Linked DNA regions of Homo sapiens: region 2 is linked to region 1. The links are chromatin loops, found by intact Hi-C in ENCODE. Cell type or tissue: B cell. All regions are shown on one strand. Each heading gives the region's core, and the rest is flanking DNA. Links, peaks and the distances in the headings are about the cores only. Region 1 has its middle 37 kb from the start of SIRT5. Region 2 overlaps PHACTR1 (phosphatase and actin regulator 1).

The links. Peaks named below come from ENCODE experiments on the same cell type or tissue, not always from the same donor. Only the 100,000 strongest peaks of a DNase experiment are listed, where the experiment ranks them.
Region 2: a loop joins it to region 1, with 4 times the contacts of the local background. A loop is called at or near these places in 3 of 110 quality-filtered maps.

Annotation. Positions count from the first base shown.
Region 1 is chr6:13,533,371-13,541,710 of GRCh38, forward strand. No RefSeq gene overlaps it. Among named protein-coding and RNA genes, the nearest start is that of SIRT5, 37 kb to the right of the region's middle. In B cell, for the core only: CTCF peaks have their summits at 4,926 (motif pointing left) and 5,129; DNase peaks (open chromatin) are centred at 4,911 and 6,411.
Region 2 is chr6:13,190,686-13,199,025 of GRCh38, forward strand. The region is part of intron 7 of PHACTR1 (phosphatase and actin regulator 1); the gene reads left to right. Among named protein-coding and RNA genes, the nearest start is that of TBC1D7, 130 kb to the right of the region's middle. RefSeq lists a silencer at 4,385-4,474. In B cell, for the core only: a CTCF peak has its summit at 4,393 (motif pointing right); a DNase peak (open chromatin) is centred at 4,396.

The DNA of each region.
Region 1 (8,340 bases), core at 94-8,093:
TGGCAGAACCAGGCTGTGAACCCAAACTGGCTGAGTTCAGCTCTGTATGCTTACCATTGCCTGTCACTGCCTGTCAAGCTGCCTGTCAAATACCAGTTGTATTCTGACCACACTGCCTGTCAAATACCAGTTGTGTTTTATTTTTTTATTTCAGATTCAGGAGGTACATGTGCTTGTTCATTACATGGGTATTACATGCATAATGGTGGGAGTTGGGTTTCTAGTGTCTTCATCACCCACATATTGGACATTTTACCCAGTAGGTAATTTTTCAACCCAGCCTCCCATCCCGTTGGAGTCCCCAGAGTCTATTTTCTCCATCTTTATGTTCATGTGTACCACCAATTACGTTTTATTTTTAAAATAAAGCAATTATCTGGGGATTTTGGAGCCTGACCTAGTTGACATAAAGCCCACAGAAAGAAATAAAGTCAAGGAGAAGACAGAGGAAGAAGGAGTGAGTACTCTCTGCAAAGAACATGTCTCAAAACCAGAAATCAGAAGGCCCAGGGTATCAGGCCGGTCCTTCATGCTCTAAGTGGATTTCCCTCTTAAACTCCGCAATGACCATTCAGTGAGTGTTAGAGTTTTGACCGGATGGAAAGGATTCTTATATGTAAAAAAAAATTGGCCAGGAACAGTGGCTCACGCCTGTAATCCCAGCATTTTGGGAGGCCGAGGTGGGCGGATCACTTGAGGTCAGGAGTTGAGACCAGCCTGGCCAACCCAGTCTCTACTAAAAATACAAAAACAGCCGGGAATGGTTGCAGGTGCCTGTAATCCCAGCTACTTGGGAGGCTGAGGCAGGAGAATTGCTTGAACCTAGGAGGCAGAGGTTACAGTGAGCCGAAATCATGCCATTGCACTCCAGCCTGGGCGACAAGAGCAAGACTCTGTCTTAAAAAAAAATTACGTTATAATTCTATCTCATTAGGTCCTGCAAACGAGAGGCAGGATGAGTTCTCACCCAAAAGAGCACATTTATGTCAACTCTGGAGTTCACCAATGCATTGAATAAATCGAAGCTCCCTAAAAGGCTCACCTAATATTCTGAATTATGTTTTTATCAAAATAAATATAAAACACTCCTGCGCTAGGAAAGCTAAAGTGCCGACATATATTGATACAAACCAGGGCTCTCTCAAGCAAACCGAGTACACTTCTGTTGGATCATAGAGGGACTAGGGCTTTAATTCTTATTTTCCCCAAAGAGGTATTTATATGCACCACAGGTGGAGAGTGGCAAAGGTGCAGGGGCCAGGAGAGGCCTTGGAGGAGCAGGGAGCAGCCCGACGTGGCTGGCATGGTTGGGGCTGGGCAGGAGAAGAGGCTGATGATCCAACAAGGCTGTGCATGCCCAGATAAGGAGCTTGGACATCTCTCACAGGAAATCCGGAGCCCTTGAAGGTCAGGGCAATGCAAGGACCCTTGGCCCTTCCAGCTGCCAACAGTAGATGCAAAGCAAAGTCATGGAATGATGAGAAAGTGCAGAGTAAGTGAGCTCAGTCTCCACTGCTCAGTCACTGCTCAGCTCTGAGAGGCAGGGTTTGTCACCTCACTTCTGGAGTCTCAGGTACCTGGTGAAGTGCCATAAAGGCAGGGATGTCAATCAACTATTTAGCTGCCAGTGAAAAATAAGACATTCTCAAACATGAAACATATAGTAATATGTAAAGGTACATCATGTATGTGATACACACTAACCTTGCAGACTTACTTAAAACAATCATGAATCATGTTCTGTATTCTCCATTCCTTCATCTGATAATAGTAATTCTTGGTAATGAGAAAAATACCCAGGCAGGTAATCAATTCAATGGCTGTCAGTTGTGTTTTCAATTTTCACTAGACTCTGCCCAGCCTATTTAAGGCACTTCAAAAATTAAATCTTTTCCTGAAAAGGTGAATTTTCAGTAAAGAACCAAATAAACTTTCAAATTGTATTATCTGAACATTATTGTTACGGCAGCTGGAATTCTTGATAAAAATTCCAGGAAACCTAGTTGTGAGGAGAAATGAATACTGCACATTGGGAGATAACCTGGATCACTGTGAATCACTCTGGACTTTAAAAAAAAAAAATCCTGATGATCCATCACATTCCAGGCCATTTATATGCAAGCCAGTTGGCTCAGCATCTCTGGGGGAGGACCTGGGCATCAGTACTTATTTCCTAAAACTCCCAGGTGTCTTCAGTGAGCAGGTGGCAACCAAGCTGAATATAGAATCACCTGGAGATTTTTTTACACTACTGACATCTGCCTGCACACCCCCAGCCCACCCCCTGCCCCCGCCGCCCCTGCACACACCACACCAGAGATTCTGATCCAGTTGATCTGAACAGGGACCTGGCTTTTCTTTTTTTTCTTTTTTCTTTTTTTTTTTTTTTTTTTAAGACAGAGTCTCACTCTGTCACCCCAGCTGGAGTGCGGTGGCCCAATCACAGCTCACTGCAGCCTTGACTTCCCTGGATTCAGGCGATCCTCCCACCTCAGTCTCCTGAGGAGCTGGGACCACAGGCGTGCACCACCACATCCGGCTAATTTTTGTATTTTTTGTAGAGATGGAGTTTCATCATGTTGCCCAGGCTGGCTTTGATCTCCTGGGCTCAAGCGATCTGCTTGCCTTGGATGGGCATTGTTTAAGGTGCTGGCTGAGGAGTCAGGGTTGAGGTTTTCTGGCCTAAAGCGACCTCTCTAATAAATCAGTCCAGGCCAATGAACCACCTCTGGATCTTGCCTTTCCCACATTCTCCAATCTTTTGGCAGCCAGCAATGACATGGTGAGGTGAGACTCTACTTTTTCCCTTTCTAATTTGCAAATGAATTAAACCCATCACCACCTTGAGCTGTTAACCATTTTTACCTTGGTGCAAATTACCTGTGGGGCAGCAGCCCTTTGGGAATTTATCCCAGTTGATTGTTAGCTGGTATCAGAAATGTATCAACCCAATTCCTTCCTCTGAATCATTCCCTCCCTTCTTGGAATCCACAGAACTTTCTCATTGGCTCATACGCAGTTCACCTGTGGTATAGTTAGCTAAGGGTGCAGTGGGAGAGTGGCCTTGAACAAACCAGGTATGTGGCAATCCCCAAAAGTGGTTGGTTGTAAGGACGAATGAAGGGAAAGATACCGTTGTGAGTGGAGGTGCAAGAATATGAAGAAGTTTGCACCCTGTGCAGTAATAGGAATTGTGTATCAATCACTTGAGCCTTTAGAGAAGTTAAGTTGCTTGCCCAAGGCCCACAAGGTAGATGACCACATCTGGATTCAAATCCAGGTATCTATGAATCCACTGTTTGTTCATTTTTCTCTGAGTCGCATTGGCATCTTGTAGAAATAGGCCCTAAATCATATATTTGAAACCCCTGGGGCTAGAGTGGCTTGGAATTTAGAACATTTTGGATTTTAGAAGGGTAAATACATTAATATCTGTACTACAAAACATATAAAATTTATCCCAAATGGTATTTAAAAAAAAAAGCCTCCCATCAGCCTCCTGTCAATTCAGAACAGATCGTACCAGCAAGTTTGGGGTTTGCAGAGCTTTTTTTGGATTTGGGAAATGCAGATAAGAGATTGTGAACATGAGCATCAAAGAAAACAATTGCACATAGTGGCAAACATCTACTGGACGGTGAATGTTTGCCAGGCTTTCTGCCAAGCTCTGTACATGTGCGGCCCTCGCAACCAGCTTGCAAGGTAAGTGCTATTGATTACTATCCCCATTCTAAAAATCAGGAAACTGAGGCATGGATGGGCTAAATAACTTGTTTGAAGTCATATGACTAATAAATCCACTCATTTGTTCCATCTCCATTGAAGTTGAAAGCTTATAGTTGAAAAATTTTGTAGAATCATCCACTCTAGAGAAAACCTTTTTTTCTTATTGAATGATTAAAATATTTCCAGAATGACTGGCTGGCACTGCACTCTGATTTCAAAGTCTTTGCTTTACAGCTTTAAATTTGCCTTCTCTTTTTATTGCCTGTCTTGTTTTAACAGCAGCCAATTCACACAAAACAGCTGTAGGTTGTCTCCTTTGCACACTGATAAAAGTCTCAGGAGGTTTCAGGGGAAACCTTGTGCAAAGGACTGGCTCCATCAAAATGAGACCCACTTCCAATAAAGCAGGATACAATGTGGATTTCTATTAAAACAGTGTTATAAAATTAAAGTTGGATGATTGAGGAAGGCTTTTGCTTAGTAATGAGACTCTGTGGGGATGCAGAAGTTGGCCATAAACAGTGTGTTTTGTGGGGATGCAGAAGTTGGCCATAAACAGTGTGTTTTGTCTTCTGCATAACTCGGTTTCCTCTGTTCTGATAACCTGTACCTTCCCAAAGCAATCTAATAAAATTTACAGGAGTGGTTTCCTACTACTGTGCCAAACATTGTTTAGAATGCACTTTAAATACTCTCAAAGATTTAAAAGAAAAGCATCGATGTTCTAATAATTATGAAAACACATCCTCAGAATCCATATAACCATTCAAAAATCAAGGAGAACAATGTCCTTTGTTTAGTTAACCTTTCACCTTTTTTGCCTCATTAGAACTTAAAACTATTAGGCATAATATGCCTAATATAAAACATATATAACCCCAGTGACATGCATTTATTTTGTGATTAGCTGAATTTTTTATTATTTCAGAATATTAGAATATTGTTGTTTTTTTCACAAATATGTTCTTTAAAGCTTTGTTGTTATCTTAAGAGTGATTTTATTAAGCCTGTGTAAAGAGAATGTCCAGATAATGAAATCCAATAGGAAGAAGGGTGTGTCTATAGGAATTGAGTGTAAAAGCGGCTTTGAACCAATTTATTCTTAAATAAATAAGTGTCCTTATGCTGGGTTGGCTTGCCCTACAACATGGGCTGCTTTCTTCTTCACAAAGCTCCCCCTGCTGTTTAATAAAGTCTAACTTTCCCCAATTCTTTCTGAACCTGAAGTGCTTCTAATGATCCTACAAAGTTATCTACTGATGCCTCACATTTTATTACCAAAGCTAGAGCATTTGGCCAAATTTTGCAAAATGTTGAGAACGCAGTAATTCTTTAACAAATGCTTGTTGAATGAATTAGGATATTCCTGTCAACCTCACACCATAAGCCCGGCAACCAAGACAGAAAGAGGTGATGTAGCTCTCAGCTTTCACCTACTGTCCATATGACCTTGGGCAAGTCACGGCACTTCGTTCATTTATTTATTTATTCAACATTTATTGATTGTTAATCCATACCAGGCACCATGCCAAGTGCTAGGGACACAATGGTGGGCAGATAGGTGTGCTTTCTACCCTCACAGACCTTCTGAATCAAGGGGCTCTCAAACCTCGGTGTGTGTCAGATTCACTCAGAGGCCTTGATAAAATACACATGGCTGGGCCCCTCCTCCAGAGTATCTGATTCAGTGGGCTGGGGTGGGGGTCTGAGAATTTGCATGTCTAACAAGTTCCCAAGTGAGGGTGATACTGCTGGTCTGTGGGCCACACTTTGAGAACCGCTGGCTTTAAGAGGAACAGTCACAATAGTATGATAAATGCTGTGATGAGTCCTGGGTGAAACAGGGACACAGAGCAGAGGATTAATCTAGTCTATCGGGATAAAGAAAGTTTTCCCAGACACATGCGTTTAATCAATCCTAAGACCTTAACATCTCAGGCATTGGGATACAAGAAACACTGATCCTTCCTTTTTACACTTTAACATCTGCAAGATCACAATGCATTTGATGAAATACTGTAACAACATTTAAGCAGAAAGGGTAATCAAGACAATGTGGTGCTGGCACACGGAAACATGCATAAATCAATGGAATAGAATAGAGTCCAGAAGTAAATCCATATACCCATGGTTAATTGATTTTTGACAAGGGTGCTGAGATCGTTCAATGGGAAAAGGGCAGTCTTTTCAACAAATGGTGTGGAGATAACAGGATAGCTACATGCAAAAGAATGGAGTTGGATCCTCTACCCAAACCATCTCCAAAAAATTAACTCAAAATGGGTCGAAGACCTAAATGTAAGAGCAAGAGCTATAAAACCCTTGGAAGAAAATAGAGGTAGATCTTCATGACCTTAGATGTGGCAAAAGATTCTTAGATATGACAACAAAATCATGAAAAACAAAAGAAAAAAATAGATAAATTACATTTCATCAAAATTAAAAGCTTTTATGTTTCAAAGGACACCACCAGTAAAGTGAAAAGATAACCCACAGAATGGGAGAAAATGTTTGCAAATCATACATCTGATAAGGGACTTGCATCTAGGATATTTAAAGAACTCTTATGAAGACAATCCAATCAGAAATGGGTAAAATATCTGAATACACTCTTCCTCAAAGAAGATATACAAGTGGCCAAAAAGCACATGACAAAATGCTCAGCATCACTAGACACCAAGGAAATGCAAATCAAAACCACGATAATACTTCACACACACTAGGATGATTATGATTTTTAAAATGGCAGACAATAACAAGTGTTAGCAAGATGTAGAGAAATTAGACATTTGCACACTGCTGGTAGGAATGTAAAATGGTGCAGCTGCTTTAGAAAACAGATGGTAGTTCCTCAACCAATTAAACAAGAGTTACTATATGACCCAGCAATTCCACTTCTAGATATATATCTAAGAGAAATAAAACCATCTGTCCACACAGAAACTTGTACAAGAATGTTTACAGGGCCGGGTGCAGTGGCTCATGCCTGTAGTCCCAGCACTTTGGGAGGCCGAGGCAGGTGGATCACCTGAGGTCAAGGGTTCAAGACCAGCCTGGCTAACACGATGAAACCCCGTCTCTACTAAAAATACAAAAATTAGCCGGGCATGGTGGCGGGCGCCTGTAATTCCAGCTACTCAGGAGGCTGAGGCAGGAGAATTGCCTGAACCTAGGAGGCGGAGGTTGCAGTGAGCCGAGATCATGCCACTGCACTCCAGCATGGGCTACAAGGTGAAATTCCATCTCACAAAAAGAATGTTTACAGCAGCATTATTTGTAATAGCCAAAAGATGAAAACAACCCAATTGTCCAGGGTTACACATGGACAAATGGAGAACCAAAATGAGGCATGGAATATCATTCCACTATAAAAAGGAATAAAATGTCGATACATGCTTCAACAAGGATGAACCTTAAAAATATTATGCCAAGTGAAAGAAGCCTGTCACAAAAGACCACATACTATAAGATTTAATCTGCATGAATATCCTAAACAGGGAAAGTTATAGAGACAGAAAGTAGATTACTGGTTGCTTAGGGTTGGGAGTGGAAAAGGGAGAGGCAGAGAGGTGATAGCTTATGACAAACGGATTTATTTTCGGGGAAGTGACAATCATCTAAAATGGACGATCGTGATAGCTGCACGTATCTGTGACTCTACGAAAACCACTGAACTGTGTACTTTAAATGGGTGAATTGTATGGTATGTGAATTCTATCTCAATAAATTTGCTTTTTAAAAATAGATGCACAAACATACACCCAAATAGACAGATACCTGCAGGATGAATGATAATTAACCAGGCAGAACACGGGAGTACAGGAGATTGGAGGAATAGAGAAAGAAGAGTGTTCCCGGCAGACAGAACTTACTAGATGACAGCCTGGGGAACATGAAAAAAAAAATGGATACGTTGGCAAATATCCTATTTGAGGGACAGAAGGTCAAGAATTAAGACAGTAAGACCAGGCCACAGAGTTGTGCTCTCCCTGCTTACATGTAAAGACAGTGGTTCTCAAAGTGTGGTCCCAGAATGCGAATTGGCCACTACAGAAAATGGTTTGGAGGTTCTTCAAAAGATCAAAATTAGAACTACCATATGATGCAGCAATCCCACTCCTGGATTTATATCCAAAGGAATTGAAATCAGTGCATTGAAGAGCTCTCCCATTTTCATTGCAGCACTATTCACAACAGCCAAGAGATGGAATCAACCTAAGTATCTGTCGTTGGGTAAATGAGTAAAGAAATTATAGTATGTACATTAACGTCATATTGAGAGGTGACAGCGTGCGCCCTCGCTCGCTCTCGGCGCCTCCTCGGCCTTGGCGCCCACTCTGGGCGTGCTTGAGAAGCCCTTCAGCCCACCGCTGCACTGTGGGAGCCCCTTTCTGGGCTGGCCAAGGCCAGAGCAGGCTCCTTCAGCTTGTAGGGAGGTGTGGAGGAAGAGGCGCGAGCGAGAACCGTGGCTGCTGCGCGGCGCCTGCGTGCCATGTGGAGCTCCGGGTAGGCGTGGGCTTGGCGGGCCCCGCACTCGGAGCGGCCAGCCGGCCCTGCCGACCCCCGGCAATGAGGTGCTTAGCACCCGGGCCAGCGGCTCCGGAGGCTGTGCTG
Region 2 (8,340 bases), core at 312-8,311, 340 kb before region 1:
TACTGACACTTCAGCAAAGAAAGGAAACTGAGGCTTATCCTTGAAAACAAGTCCTACTGATAATACACACCTACCCAGGACTTATTTGCACAGTGGTTAGAATTCAAAATACAAGGAAACTTAATATATTCTCAGAACTTAGTTGATTGCTCATTTCAATGTTACCAAAGTATTCGCTACTACAACTTTGCCTGACAAATGGTGTCCATGACCTGTGTTATTTTCAGCCCCAGCATGTGTACCTGTGTAACAAGAATCCTCTCTCCATGCTTGACCAATATTCCTGGTTATAGCTATCTCTCTAGTTTTGTGGACTTTTTCACTGTTCTACAGTCACATGCTGCTGCGTAATTTCATTATGTGTCTCTGTTTTTCTCTGATGCTCTCTCTCCCCCATTGATCCCCACATTCCCAACCCTCCATGTCCTCCTCTCCAACCCTCCAGAACCACCTGGCTACTTCTGCCTCTGTCCCTGCCTTCCCTCCCAGTAATCCCAGTGCAATAAAACCAAAGATTAGACCACTGTGAGCTTGGACTTTATCTATGCCTTTAAATGGAAAAAAAATGAATGTTTGCATAGAAGTCTCTCTTGGTAACTGATAATTTGAAGGTGTTCTGTGTTCTTTGTGAGATGGTCGGTCAAGTGCAGCCATAAGGTTTATTATACTCACGGGCCCTAGAGACAGGAGGCACGGCTCACCACACAGGGCACATGGGGAAGCCTCAGGGTGGTCAGGAGGCAGAAAGCAAGGAGAGGGGAAAGCCGAGGCCAGAGTGTTTATTGGGGTTTCTGCAGAAAGGCAAAGCAGGGCAGACAGAGCACTTTAGGACTGGCTAGTTTGCATGGTGTCAGCAGGCTCTAAGCTATACAAATGTTCTATAGTTGCCTGGTACCTGGCCATGGGATGATTAAGGCAGAGGAATAATGCATCCTGGGGTGGACAGGCCTGATAGAGGAAGTCTGGCTCTGGACTGGCTTGTTTCCATATCAAAGGGCTGCTCCTGACTTGGCCCTTGCTAACTCTGAGAATTGGTCAGCCCCAGGAGGGACAGTCTCCCCAGCCAGAAAGGTTTTTAAGATGTCAAAACTCATACAAAAAATAAAAAATGGAAACAACACAGAACGAATGGGGGAGTTAGCTGATTTTACTTTTTATACTCACTTTTCTACCCATTTCTCCATGTTTTTCCAGTCTTGTTTCTATTCTCAAAATGCAGAAGTTTTTTTTCTGCAGTGCATACAAGGACTATCTGTTGATTAAAACAGTTTTTAAAGGATGCTTTCTGCTCTGATTTCTATAACCAGGGCAAAGAGCGTAGCAAAATACCTGTCTTTTTTGTAGCACTGTTAGGTTGGAGATTTAATTCACTCAGCACTTATGTTTTCAATGCCTGCTATGTGCAAGGTGTTCTGCCAGCCCTCATACAATGTACAAAAATGGTTAAGGCCATCAGCGGGAGGAGCTGCAGGCTGTGATAAGCTACAGAAAATGTTTAATAGGAGGAGATGTAAACATGGCTCTAAATAAATTCAAGTATAACAAGTCAAATCCTTTTGGAGGAATCAAGAAAAAGCATCATTAAGGAGGAGTTATTTAAGACAAGCCTTAAAGATGAGTGGGATTTTGACAGGTAGGATTGGAGGAGGAGGTTGTTCTTAAACAAGATGCAAAGGACACACAGGCACGTGGGTACAAGGCTTATTATGTTCAAGAAATAGCAAATAGTCCTATCAGCAGGGATGTAGGATTCTTGTGGTGTAGTAAGGAAAATTGGGGCTGAAAAGTGGATTGTGGTGAAACTGTGGAGAGCTGTGAATGTCACGAGGAAGGATTTAACTTTGTAGAAGGAAGTTAGCATCTTTTGTGCACTTTTTAGCAGCAATTGCTTGATTTCAGCCAAGCATGTCTCTCAATTGTTCCTGTGAATAAGATGGACAGTAATGCTGTTCGATGGATTTATAACTGGATGTATAAATAAACTGGGGCATGTCCAACATCAACATGAAATTGCAAAGGGCACCAAGCTTCCTTCCTTTTGCATATTTTCTAAACATCCCAGGGGTAAGTTTCATGAGGGCAGGGATTTAATCTGATGTGTTCCCTGCTGAGTCCTTAGCTAATGCTGAACAGGAGGCTTTGTGAGGGAGAGAAGCCCTGTTGCTGAAGGAGGAGTTTGATGATCTTTTGCCTGTATCTTCATAGCAGGATACTTGCATTTTAGGGAAGTTAGCAAAATGTTCTCCAGTTCTAAGTTCTGCCATAAATTAACCCTGATTCCCCTGTATTCTGTAGTGTTTGAAGGAAACATGATAACCTAGATGTAAAAGCAACCCCTTTAAAGAGTAGCAGTTAGAACATGACAGTCATCCATATTGGTCAAACTCATGGTCCAGCCGTAGTTCTCAGGCCGTACACTAAGAATTTTGGAAGGAAACAGGCATGCTCTTACACACACCAACTACAGACAGTTAGACCAGCCATTAACATCATTGTAAATGCAAAAAATACGAGTGTGACCTCCAACAGTGAATAAATATCATCCTGCATCCAAGAGATGCAAGGTAAGAGATGAGCTGCAGCCATCCTTGTTTTTCCTTTAAAGTATTTATGGATCTAGCTTGAACTTACACTGTCACCATGAATATTCTACCTCTTAATAGCTCTCTGTGTATATATATATATATATATATATATATAGTTTTGGGGAGTGTATGTTGAGATGCGGTCTCACTATGTTGTCCAACTTGGAGTGCAGTGGCATGATCATAGCTCACTGCATCCTCAAATTCCTGGGCTCAAATGATCATCCCACCTCAGCCTCCCAAGTAGCTGGGACTATAGGCATGCGCCACTACTCCCAGCTAATTTTTTAAAATTTTTTTAGAGACAAGGTCTCTCGATGTTGCCCAGACTGATCTCCAACTCCTGGGCTCAAACAGTCCTCCTGCCTCAGCCTCCCAAGTAACTGGGACTACAGGCGAGATCTGCCACATCCAGCTCAGTATTTTCTTTTATATGATCTCAATTTACTTTCAAACTTCATACGTCTATCTCCTGTTTTGCATGTTTTGAGAGCAGATGAATGTGTCGATGCTCACCCTGATGACGTGGTGACTTTGATTTGATTCCCTATCTGCTTGGATGAATGAATGATCCTTTCATCTCTCCATCTCTGCATTTCTCACCCTCCTTTATGCCTGTCCTGCAGAAGGCCCAGGTTCAACAGCACAGTGATCAATTGAAGGGCATTCTTCTCTTCCGGTCTCCCTAGGAGCAGCAGCACCAGTCCATGGCTGCAGACATAAACAATATGATGTGTTTTTATATAGGTGATTTATAATTTCTCACAAAATACTTACTGATCCTCTCAACAGGTGTTTGTTCCATGATTAGAAGGACATCTACCATTTTGACTCTTTGAGAGCAGTTTCCTGGGCTGGGCGCGATGGCTCACGCCTGTAATCCCAGTACTTTGGGAGGCCAAGGTGGGCAGATCACGAGGTCAAGAGATCAAGACCATCCTGGCCAACATAGTGAAACCCTGTCTTTACTAAAAATACAAAAATTAGCTGGGCGTGGTGGCGCGTGCCTGTAGTCCCAGCTACTCAGGAGGCTGAGGCAGGAGAATTGCTTGAACCCAGGAGGTGGAGGTTGCAGTGAGCCAAGATCACACCACTGCACTCCAGCCTGGTGACAGAGCAAGACTCCGTCTCAAAAAAAAAAAAAAAAGAAAGAAAGGAAAAAGAAAAGAGAGCAGTTCTCTGGCAATGAATACTGTGTAATTTTATTGAAGAAAAAAAAAAAAACTAACTGAATTACATGCCCTGCAAGGGTGACGTGCCTAAGTGACTCAGTTAGCTGGAGAGTGACTCTCCTCTCCAGTCCTTCCCTACTCATGGCCATCTTCCCAGGGTACATTTAATAATGGATTGTATATTTCAAAATTGCCAAGACAGAAGATTTTAAATGTTTTCACTGCCAAAACATGATAAGTATGTAAGGTGATGGATTTGTTAATTAGCCTGATTTAATCATCCCACATTACAAATATGTATCAAAATGTCATCCCATGAATATCTACAATTATTATTTGTCTAGTAAAATTTTTTTTTAAATTTAATGTTTCTTTGTAGAAAGCGGCTCTGAAACTAAGTCAGCTGAGGGTGCCAGGGTTGTGTATGTTATCATGGCCCTTGAGGTTATGATTCCAGATCTGAGGACGGTCCTCACGGAGGCCAGATGTCTGCTGTGGTTTTCACATGCTGACCTGGCTTGGAAGGGAAAGCCAGGTTTGGGGCATTTCACAAAAATAACATTTTTTTCATTACTCTTGTTTCTCTCAACATCATCCCTCTCACCACAAGGGGTCAGTCAGCACATTTTGCCTTTGACCAAGGCAAAACGCCAGGCGAGTGATCATCCCTAGGCGGGCCTCGTGTTCTGAAGGAACTGATGGAGCTCCTGTTGACCTCTTTCTTGCAGCCAAGGGGAATCTGATTTAGTAGATTAGTGATGCTAGACTCTCATTTCTGTTCCAGATATACTGCCAATAGGCCCTTTATTATAGTCCACCATCTTCAGGTGGAGTACCTATAGCTAAGGTTAAGTAATTAAAGGAGATAAGTAATTCCAACTCACTGCAACTAGTTGGCAAATGACTGAGAAAATTTTGCAACACCTTTATTCATTGGGCACTAAGTGCTGTGCTCATTGACAAGTAACTGCCGATACAGCAGCAGTTACAAATGGGCCTCTATAGCAGGTGCTGATTAAAAAGTTCATTTGTGGCCTGGCGCGGTGGCTCATGCCTGTAATCCCAGCACTTCAGGAGGCCGAGATGAAGGGATCACTTGAGGTTGGGAGTTTGAGACCAGCCTGGCCAACATGGTGAAACCCCCATCTCTACTGAAACTACAAAAATTAGCTGGGCGTTGTGGCGAGCACCTGTAATCCCAGCTACTCAGGAGGCTGAAGCATGAAAATTGCTTGAACCCAGAAGGCGGACATTGCAGTGAGCTGAGATCGCGCCACTGTACTCCAGCCTGGGCGACAGAGAGAGACACCGTCTCAAAAAAAAAAAAAAAAAAAAAAAGTTCATTTGTGGTGGTAAGAAGAGAGGTTAGAGGTGTATTTATTTAGTCCACACTTATTCCGTGTGTCGGCTACAGCCATACGGCACAAGGACCAACTTTAGAAGTCATCTTTGCTTTTTCTTTCCTTGTCTGAAGTCATCAGCCAGGGCTGTGTCAGGTTTGGAAATACAGCCCTCTTGGGTTTTATGGCTCTGTGACATTCACGGTTTGGGTTTATTTTCCTTGTTCTCTGGAACTGGTCGTTTTTGCTTCTTCCACTCCATCAACAGAGACAGTTTTATGAATACACTGCATCTCAATCAGTCTAGCTGCAGAAATAAGTCAGCAAGCAGAGAGCTCTGTGTGTTTCCCAGCAGGAGCAGCCACCATCATCATTAGAAAGGCAAGAAGTAGTGTGTATCCTCCAACAATTAATAAATATCATGCATCAGATAGATGCAAAACCATTTATTCAGTGAGGTGCTGTCAAGGGAAAGGAGGCATTTTTATCCCAGGAATCAAGGGAAAGGAGGCATTTTTATTCTAGGATCTTTAGAGGTAAAGAGACAAAATCCCAGGAAGGTTAGATGTCTTCCTCAGGCAGTTAAAAGCAAAGGACGCAGGTTTTCAGACTCCTAGATCATCCACTGGTTTTCTTTCTTTTTTTTTTTGTTTTTTGAGACAGAGTCTCACTCTGTTGCCCACGGTGGAGCGCAGTGGTACAATCTCAGCTCACTGCAACCTCCGCTTCCCAGGTTCAAGCGATTCTCCTGCCTCAGCCTCCCAAGTAGCTGGGACTACAGGCGCATGCCACTGCGCCCAGCTAATTTTTGTACTTTTTTTAAAGACAGGGTTTCACCATGTTGGTCAGGCTGGTCTTGAACTCCTAACCTCGTGATCCGCCCGCCTTGGCCTCCCAAAGTACTGGGATTACAGGCTTGACCCACTGCACCCGGCCCCAGTCACTAGTTTTCAATACCGATGTAGTGCGGTGTGCATCAGAACAATACACTGAAACCTAGAAACCTCTCCTGGAGCATTTTGTGGTGGTGTTTTGTTGCAAGCATGGAGAACCGCCATGGAAGTCTTTCGCAAGCCTCTCTGCTCTATTACTTGATTCACTTTCCAATCACCTCTGCTCTTTTCCACTGCTTACTTATGATAGTACCACCACATATTAAACACTCTCTGTTGTTTTTTTGGCTTCTACCTTCCCACCCCAGGCTGGAAAGCATCAGGATAGGTGGATTTTCAGAAGTGTGGTGAAAGCCCTATTAGCAACACTGCAGCTATATAAGGTACTTTGCAATTTACAAAGCACGTTCACGTGATCCTGTCTGACCCTCCAAACAACCTATGGCAGAGGTGGGGAATGTATTATGATGTTTGTCTCAGAATCAAGACTACATTTGCTGATCTCCTCTGATGCATCAAGGACTGTACGGGGGCTACTTTATACTCAGGCCTTCTGCTGACCTATATGGAGACTTTGTAAAATTAGAAAAAGTGCCCTGTAGAGGATGCCCCTTCCTCTAGAGTGAATCAGCCCCACACCAGGGCAGGCCTCAGGCTAGATTTCAACCCTAAGGTCCCCTCAGCACCTTGCATGGAGCTGTGTAGTTATTAATCTATTTACTTCTCATTACAGATCTATACTCTGGGCAATACTCCCTTTCTACAGATGAGAAAACTGAGGCTCAGGAAAGCTAAATGTCTTAGGAAGAGTAACAAAGTTTCTTGGTCTTGGAGCTGTACTTAAACCCCAGCTCTTCTGAGTTCCTTTTTTTTTTATTATTATTATTATACCTTAAGTTCTAGGGTACATGTGCACAATGTGCAGGTTTGTTACATATGTATACATGTGCCATGTTGGTGTGCTGCACCCATTAACTGGTCATTTACATTAGGTATGTCTCCTAATGCTATCCCTCAAGGATCTAGAATCATTCTTCTGAGTTCTAAGCCAGTGGTGGTTTCACCAGGACATTCTGCCCTCGGCCCACAGCAGAAGCCTCTGCACCTCCTTCCCAGCCCTCCCAGAGCAGTGCTGGGATAATCTCCTCCTCCACAAGGCTCTGGGCATTTGTTATTTTGCCTATGGAGGGAGTAGCCTCTTTGGAAAGGAATGCCTCTTTCAGGGGTGCTTCTCAGACTTGATAGATCAGCGTCCCCTAGAGATCTTGCCAGAGGGTCTGGGGTGGGCCCTGAGCATCTGCCTTTCTGATAAGGTCCCAGGCCATGTGGCTCCTGCTAGTCCATTGGCCACACTTTGACTCGCAGACCTTTAATACAGCAGAAACCAGTCACTGAGTTCCACCTTTTCCCGTTGCCCTGAAGACATGATGAAAAGATAAACAAACGTTTATTGGGTATCTACTATGCACTAGGCTTAGTTCATTCTAGCAGGTAAAACAGGAGGAAATAGCCACGCTCAGTGAAATTTAATAATTACTACATCACACATAGCCCTTGCAAGGAAAAATCAGCAACATGTTAAGAAAAATGAAAGGGATTGAATTGACTCAATAGGCAATGCTGTGACACAGGGAAGCACGAGGCCTTGGGGGTCCCATGGGCAGGCGCCTCAGCCAGCCTCGGGATGATGGGCTTCCTAAAGGAGGCAATTAATAATGAGGATGGTGATAGCATCAAGAATTATGGTTACTCTCTGTGGAATAACTGTCTGGAGTGTCTGGAGTGTCAGACGCTATGCCACACGGTTTATGTACTTTATTTAATTTTACAATTGTCCTATAACACAGGGGTGTCCAACCTTTTGGCTTCCCTGGCCCACATTGGAAGAAGAAGAATTGTCTTGGGCTACACATAAAATATACAAATACTAATGATACCTGATGAGTGAAAAAAAAAAAACGAAAGAAAAGAAAAAGATCCGTGCATAAATCCCGTCATGTTTTAAGAAAGTTTACCATTTTGTGTCGGGCCACATTCAAAGCTGTCCTGGGTCGCATGCAGGCCGCCGGTTGGACAACCTTGCCATAACACATTATTTCACAGATTGGAAAACTGAACATCAAAGAGATTAAGCAATTTGCTGAAGCCAACAGAACTGAATCAGTGCATGATTTTATAGTTTATCTTATACTTTTTAGACCAACAAATGTTGGTAATGATTTTGTGCCTCTTTGCCTGATGAGAACTTGCAGCACCAGGTGTCATTTCCATCCAGGTAGATCAGAGTGATCTGGGAGTTTGTTTACAAAGCAGATTCCTGGGCACCACTGTGGACTTATTGAATCTGAAC